Regions from separate parts of the Homo sapiens genome. Here region 2 is linked to region 1. Evidence: read pairs that join two places in POLR2A ChIA-PET (ENCODE). Cell type or tissue: K562. All regions are shown on one strand. Region 1 has its middle 11 kb from the start of RTP3. Region 2 has its middle 12 kb from the start of CRIPTO.

Region 1 (4,000 bases):
CCAACATTGTACCTAATGAGGAAAATTTGGAGACATCTCCTCTAAAATCCCTACTACTACTACACAATTAGAGAAGAGGAAGAAAACAGAGATATCAAAGTTAAAAAGGAGGTAAAACCCACGTTTTGCAGATGATGTGATTGCCTACCTGGGAAACCCAAGAGAATCAACTGAAACATTACTATAAAAAATAACAGAAGTCAGGAGAACAGTGGCATATAAAATAATATATGGAAGCCAAAGGCCTTTATACATAGCAATAACAGCTAGAAGATATAATGAGAAACCAATTTGTAATATAAAATATTCCTGATAAGATATATACAAAACCTACATACGAAAGACTTTAAAACACATATGAAAGACACAAAAGATGTTTACAAAGGGAATGAGGTACCATGTTCTTGGATAGGAAGATTTAGCATGATAAAGATTCCAATTTTTTCTAAATTAATATATAAATTTAATGGGATCACAATAAAACACCCTCAGCTTTTCTTGTTTTTCTTTAAATTTCTTTCTTTTTTTGTCAGGTTGATTCTAAAATACACATGGGAAAATAAAGAGCAAAATAGCCTGGGAAACCCTGAAAAGAAGAGTGAAAATTGTGAAAGCACTAGTCGGTTCTTTATCTCTTAGTAAGTTTGAGGAGATGAAACACAAGCTCAGGACTTAGTGAGACTTACGCTGGGAAGGGAAGTCTAGGAAGGTGTGAATGGTTAATTTTAGGTGTCTACTTCGCTGGTCTAAGAGATACCCAGATATTATAGCTGGTGAAACGTCATTTCTGGGTGTGTCTGTGAGGGTGTTTCCCAAAGAGGTTTACATTTGAATCAGTGGACTGAGTAAAGAAGATTGCCCTCCCCCATGTGGGTGGGCAGACAGAATAAAATGGTGGAGGAAAGGCGAATCCACCCTTCTGGAGCTGAGACATCCATCTTCTCCTGCCCTCTTGCTCTCAAATGCCAGAGCTCTCTGGCCTTTGAACTCTGGGACTTACATGTGTGGCCCCACACCTCCAGTTCTCAGGCCTTCAGACTCAGACTGAATTACACCCCTGGGTTTCTGGTTCTCCAGCTTGCAGACTGTGGGACTTTTTGGCCTCTTTAATCACATGAACCCATTTCATAGTAAATCCCTGTCACAGGTGAGTGGTGACTATCTGGGCTGGTGGTGAGGGGGTAAAAGAATTTACCAAAACATTTGTAGGTAAAGAAAGGCAGATTTATTATAGAAAGTATGAAAATACATTGCAAGAAGGCAACGGGCAGGATCAGCAGAAGAGGAGCTGACTGCAAGGAGACAAAGGCTTGCTGGAGATTTTATAGAATGGAACTTGGGCTGGTTGATAATGCCAAGGCAGCAGAGAGCTTAACTTGCATTCTTCTGTCAGCCGGAGTGTTTGATAAATTGAGGCATTTGATGGTAAGCAGGAATTTTTTGAGTTATGTACGTCATCAAGACATATGGCCATATGTCCTGCACAGATAAATCTTGTAACTAAAGGAGATAGGAGTGACTTAGGGATAAAAGACTTATCTTTATGGCCCAGGACATATGGCCATATGTCCTGGGCCATAAAAAAAGGCAGACCTATAGCTCATTTGCTTTATCTCTTTGTTTTCCCCTGGTCCCACCAGCCTGACTCCTTTTCCCTAATTAGGACTTCACATTCCCCTTATAAACCTATATACAGATGGCCCCTGACTTAGAATGGTTCAATTTATGATTATTTTTCACTTTACAATGATGCAAAAGTGATATATATTTAGTTGAAACCATACTTTAAAATGGGAATTTTGATCTTTTCCCAGCTTAGCCACAGGCAGTAAGATACTCTTCCCTATTGCTATTCTGACCATGTTAAAGTGGGCCAGGGTAGGCTAAGCTAAGCTACGATATTTGGTGGGCAGGGTGTATTAAATGCATTTTTGACTTACGATATTTCTACTTATGGTGGGTCTATCAGGACATAACCCCATCATAAGTTGAGGAGCATCTGTATATCCCAGTGGTTCTGTTTCTGCGGAGAACTCTGATTACACAGAAGGCTACTCTCAACCACATATGACATGAATTTAGGAAGTGATGTCTCAGCCCGTAAGAAGGGGAAAATCTTGTAACTGAAGGAGATAGGAGTGACTTAGGGATAAAAGACTAATCTTTAGGAGAAAACTCCTTGGGGGAATTCCTTGAAGAATAGTGACCAAATTATTTTTAAGAAAAGATCATTTCCGGCCGGGCGCGGTGGCTCACGCCTGTAATCCCAGCACTTTGGGAGGCCGAGGCGGGTGGATCATGAGGTCAGGAGATCGAGACCATCCTGGCTAACAAGGTGAAACCCCGTCTCTACTAAAAATACAAAAAATTAGCCGGGCGCGGTGGCGGGCGCTTGTAGTCCCAGCTACTCGGGAGGCTGAGGCAGGAGAATGGCGTGAACCCGGGAAGCGGAGCTTGCAGTGAGCCGAGATTGCGCCACTGCAGTCCGCAGTCCGGCCTGGGCGACAGAGCGAGACTCCGTCTCAAAAAAAAAAAAAAAAAAAAAAAAAAAAAAAGAAAAGATCATTTCCTACGTTAAACTTGAACTGTTTCTAGCCCTGTGTTACTATTAGCATATTTTGTTACTTCCATGAGTTCAAGAAAATAAGAAAACCCAACCCACTAACCAGTGTTTGGAGTCACCCAAGCAGGTCTGGTCTTCCCTAGTCACCATGTTCTCTCTGTGTTTATCAGCAAATATTAGTTGCCTTCCTCAGAACCTCACTACCAAGAATTCTGCAGGGGAGTAAACTGTCATTGGCAAGCAGGTCCCCTATCATGCCACCTGGTCTGTGAGCCTTTGGGTTTTCAGGTGGCCCAGACATGCTCCTGTATATGCCCCTTCCAGGCAGACAGGAATGTGCTCTGATGGCGGGAACACTGTGTCAGACTATGGTGTCCTCTGTTTAGTGGGGAACACAGGGCCAGGATTTTAAACCAGGGCATGGTTCTCAAAGTATGGGACCACTGGGCACTTCTGATTCTCCTACCACATTCATGGGAAAGGGGGAAGATACCAGCACAGCCCCATGTGGTGAACATCACTTATTTCACCAATACAAGTAGTTTCTGATATGTCTTATGCAAATTAACAATGACCCCTTTGCAGAAATATTTGAAACTTAGCACAGCTTTCTTGAGTGAGGATCCCAATTAGTTGCTAATGAATGCTAATTGACCACCTCTGGGATGGGGGCAACAGCCCACAGGGTATAGATGGCACAGAAACACACACACACACCCCAGTATCTATACTGAAGTGTTTAGAAGCAAATCACAATGAATGATTGGGTGTTCTGTGAAAAGGCTGTGCATGGAAAATGACCCCCAAATGACACAGGATCCAAGAAACCAAAGAAAGAGGCAGACAAATCCAGTTTGTCGGTATTGGGTGATTTTTTAGGGGGAATTTACAGATAGAAGTGTGGTCTTTTGCGGTTGCAAGACAGGCAGATCTCCGCATTGCGACCCTCCAGACCCAGGGCTTATATCTTGGGTAAAAGGTGCATGTGCTGTAGAAGGAATGTGCAGGATGCTACAGGCATCTCAGGAAACTGAGATTGGAGGAAACTTAAAATGAATATGTGTTCCTACATAAACATCCAGGAGTTCAAGACCACCCTGGGTGACAGAATGAAACCTTGTCTCTACCAAAATAATAATAATAATAATAATAATAATAATAATAATAATGTGGCTACTGAAAACATTTAAGTTACCTATGTGGCTGACATGCTCTAACTCTACTAGATAGCACTGCCAAAATGAAGGTGATGTTTATAGAAGAGGAAGGAAATTCTCTAAGTTGGCTGGCTTTGCGTTCACCTCTACTTCCATATTAGAAGACAGTAGCCTTGACTGTATGTGAGAAATTTGACAATTCTATTGAGATTTTGGAATAACAACTGCAAAATTCTTTCTGATCCTGGCCACTGCAGAGTAGCTAGGTTTGGACCCTTCC
Region 2 (4,000 bases), 81 kb before region 1:
TTCTTTTATCAGTTCTAGGAGCTTTCCAGAGGAGTCTTTAGGGTTTTTGAGGTAAATGATCATATTGTCAGCAAACAGTGACAGTTTGACTTCTTCTTTGCCGATTTGGATGCCCTTTATTTCTTTCCCTTGTCATATTGCTCTGGCTAGGCTGCCAGTACTATGTTGAAGAGGAGTAGTGAGAGTGGGCATCCTTGTCTTGTTCCAGTTCTCAGAACGAATGCTTTCAACTTTTCCCCATTCAGTATTATGTTGGCTGTGGGTTTGTCATAGATGGCTTTTATTACACTGAGGTGTGTCCCTTGTAGGCCAATTTTGCTGAGAGTTTTTTTTTTTTTTTTTTTTGAGATGGAGTTTCACTCTTGTTGCCCAGGCTGGAGTGCAATGGCGCGATCTTGGCTGACCGCAACATCCGCCTCCCAGGTTCAAGCAATTCTCCTGCCTCAGCCTCCTGAGTAGCTGGGATTACAAGTATGCACCACCATGCCCGGATAATTTTGTATTTCTAGTAGAGACAGGGTTTCTCCATGTTGAGGCTGGTTTCGAACTCCTGACCTCAGGTGATCCACCCGCCTCGGCCTCCCAAAGTGCTGGGATTATAGGCATAAGCCACCGCGCCCAGCTGAGAGTTTTAATTATAAAGAGATGCTGGGTTTTGTCTAATACTTTTTCTGCATATATTGAGGTGATCATTGATTTTTAAAAATTCTGTTTATGTTGTGTATCACATTTGTTGACTTGCATATGTTAAACCACCCCTGCATCCCTGGTATGAAACCCACTTCATCATGGTGGATTATCTTTTTGACATGTTGTTGGATTCAGTTAGCTAGTATTTTGTTAAGGATGTTAGCATCTATGTTCATCAGGGATATCGGCCTGTAGTTTTCTTTTTTGATTACGTCCTTTCCTGGTTTTGGGATTAGGGTGATGATGGCTTCATAGAATAAACTAGGGAGGGCTCCTTCTTTCTCTATCTTGTGGAATAGTATCAAAAGGATTAGTACCAATTCTTCTTTAAGTGTCTGGTAGAATTCTGCTGTGAATCCATCTGGTCCTGGACTTTTTATTGTTGTAATTTTTAAATTACCATTTCAATCTCGCTGCTTGTTATTGGTCTGTTCAGGATATCTAATGCTTCATGATTTAAGCCAGGAGGGTTGTATTTTTCCAGGAATTTATCCATCTCTCTGAGGTTTTATAATTTATGTGTGTAAAGGTGTTCATAGTAGCCTTGAATGATCTTCTGTATTTCAGTGGTGTCAGTTGTAGTATCTCCCTTTTCATTTCTTAATGAGGTTATTTGAATTCTCTCTCTTCTTTTTTTGGTTAATCTTGCTAACAATTTATCAATTTTATTTATCTTTTCAAAAAACCAGCTTTTTGTTTCATTTATCTTTTGTATTTTTTTGTTGTTGTTGTTTCAATTTCATTTAGTTCTGCTCTGATCTTGGTTATTTCGTTTCTTCTGCTGGGTTTGGGTTTGGTTTGTTCTTATTTCTCTAGTTCCTTGAGGTGTGACCTTAGATGTCAGTTTGTGGTCTTTCAGTCTTTTTGATACTGGCATTTAGGGCTGTGAACTTTCCTCTTAGCATGGCCTTTGCTGTATCCCAGAGGTTTTGATAGGTAGTGTCATTATTGTTGTTCAGTTTAAAGAATTTTTTTTTTTTTTTTGAGATGGAGTTTTGCTCTGTTGCCCAGGCTGGAGTGCAGTGGTGTCATCTCGGCTCACTGGAAGCTCCACCTCCCGGGTTCACGCCATTCTCCTGCCTCAGCCTTCCGACTAGCTGGGACTACAGGCACCTGCCACCAAGCCCGGCTAGTAGAGACGGGGTTGGTGAGATGGGGTTTCACTGTGTTAGCCAGGATGGTCTTGATCTCCTGACCTCGTGATCCACCCGCCTTGGCCTCCCAAAGTGCTGGGATTACAGGCATGAGCCACTGCGCCCGGCCCAGTTCGAAGAATTTTTAAATTTCCATCTTGCTTTCCTTTTTGACCCAATGATCATTCAGGAGCAGATTATTTAATTTCCATGTATTTCCATCGTTTTGAAGTTTCCTTTTGGAGTTATTTCCTGTTTTATTCCACTGTGGTCTGAGAGGGTACTTGATATAATTTCAATTTTCTTAAATGTATTGAGACTCATTTTGTGGCCTATCGTATGGTCTATCTTGGAGAAAGTTCCATGCGCTGTTGAATAGAATGTATATTCTGCAGTTGTTGGATGAAATGTTCTGTATATATCTGCTAAGTCCATTTGTTCCAAAGTATAGTTTAAATCCATTGTTTCTTTGTTGAGTTTCTGTCTTGATGACCTGTCTAGTGCTGTCAGTGGAGTACTGAAGTCCCCTGCTATTATTGTGTTGCTGTCTATCTCATTTCCTAGGTCTTTTAGTAATTGTTTTATAAATTGGGGACCTCCAGTGTTAGGTGCATATATGTTTAGGATTGTGATATTTTCCTGTTGGACAAGGCCTTTTACCATTATATAATGACTCTCTTTGTTTTAACTGCTGTTGCTTTAAAGTTTGTTTTGTCTGATAGAAGAATAGCTACCCCTGCTCGCTTTCGGCGTCCATTTGCATGAAATGCCTTTTTCCATCCCTTTAAGTTTATGTGAGTCCTTATGTGCTAGGTGAGTCTCCTGAAGGCAGCAGTTAGTTGGTGGGTGATTTTTTTATCCATTCTCCAGTTCTGTATCTTTTAAGAGGAGCATTTAGGCCAATTACATTCAATGTTAGTATTGAGATGTGAGGTACCATTTCGTTCATTGTGCTATTTGTTGCCTGTGTGCCTTGTTTTTTTTGTTTTTTGTTTTTGCTTTATAAATTGTATATTTGTTTTATAGGTCCTGTGTGATTTATGCTTTATAGCGGTTTTGTTTTGATGTGTTTCCAGGATTTGTTTCAACATTTAGAGCTCTTTTTCAGCAGTTCTTGTAGTGGTGACTTGGTAGTGGCAAATTCTCTCAGCGTTTGTTTGTCTGAAAAAGACTGTATCTTTCCTTCATATATGACGCTTAGTTTTGCTGGATCAAAATGCTTGGCTGATAATTGTTTTGTTTGAAGAGGCTGAAGAAAGGGCCCCAATCTTTTCTAGCTTGCAGGGTTTCTCCTGAGAAATCTGCTGTTAATCTGATAGGTTTTCCTTTATAGGTTACCTGGTGCTTCTGTCTGACAGCTCTTAAGGTTCTTTCCTTCATCTTAACTTTGGATAACCTAATGACAATGTGCCTAGGCGAGGAGCTTTTTGTGATGAATTTCCCAGGTGTTCTTTGTGCTTCTTGTATTTGGATGTCCAAGTCTCTAGCAAGGCCGGGAAGTTTCCTCGATCATTCCCCCCAAATATGTTTTCCAAACTTTTAGATTTCTCTTCTTCCTCAGGAACACCGATTATTCTTAGGTTTGGTCATTTAACATAATCTCAGACTTCTTGGAGGCTTTGTTCATATTTTCTTATTTTTTTTTCTTTGGTTGTGTTGGATTGGGTTAATTTGAAGACCTTGTCTTTGAGCTCTGAATTTCTTTCTTCTACTTGTTCAATTCTATTGCTGAGACTTTCTTGAGCATTTTGCATTTCTATATCTAATGTTTCCTGAAGTTTTGATTGTTTTTTCTTTATGCTATCTATTTCCTTGAATATTTCTCCCTTTACTTCTTGTATCCTTTTTGGATTTTCTTGCATTGGGCTTCACCTTTTTCTGGTGCCTCCCTGATTAGTTTGATAACAAACATCCTGAATTCTTTTTCAGGTAAATAAGGGATTTCTTTTTGGTTTGGATCCATTGCTGGTGAACCAGTGTGATTTTTTAGGGTTGTTAAAGAGCCTGTTTTGTCATATTACCAGAGTTGGTTTACTGGTTCCCTCTCATTTGGATAGGCTCTGTCAGAGGGAAGGTCTAGGGCTGAAGGCTGTTGTTCAGATCCTTTTGTCCCATGGGGTGTTCCCTTGATGTAGTACTCTCCCCCTTTTCCTACGGATGTGGCTTTCTGAGAGCCA

What was found. ChIA-PET counts read pairs that join two places held together with the same protein. Peaks named below come from ENCODE experiments on the same cell type or tissue, not always from the same donor. Only the 100,000 strongest peaks of a DNase experiment are listed, where the experiment ranks them.
Region 2: POLR2A ChIA-PET joins it to region 1 with 5 read pairs; 4 of 35 experiments call an interaction of 5 or more read pairs at or near these places.

Annotation. Positions count from the first base shown.
Region 1 is chr3:46,506,871-46,510,870 of GRCh38, reverse strand. No RefSeq gene overlaps it. Among named protein-coding and RNA genes, the nearest start is that of RTP3, 11 kb to the right of the region's middle. In K562, no CTCF peak of the experiment used is centred here; DNase peaks (open chromatin) are centred at 800 and 1,500.
Region 2 is chr3:46,587,490-46,591,489 of GRCh38, reverse strand. No RefSeq gene overlaps it. Among named protein-coding and RNA genes, the nearest start is that of CRIPTO, 12 kb to the right of the region's middle. In K562, no CTCF peak of the experiment used is centred here; no DNase peak of the experiment used is centred here; H3K27me3 peaks cover 326 bases.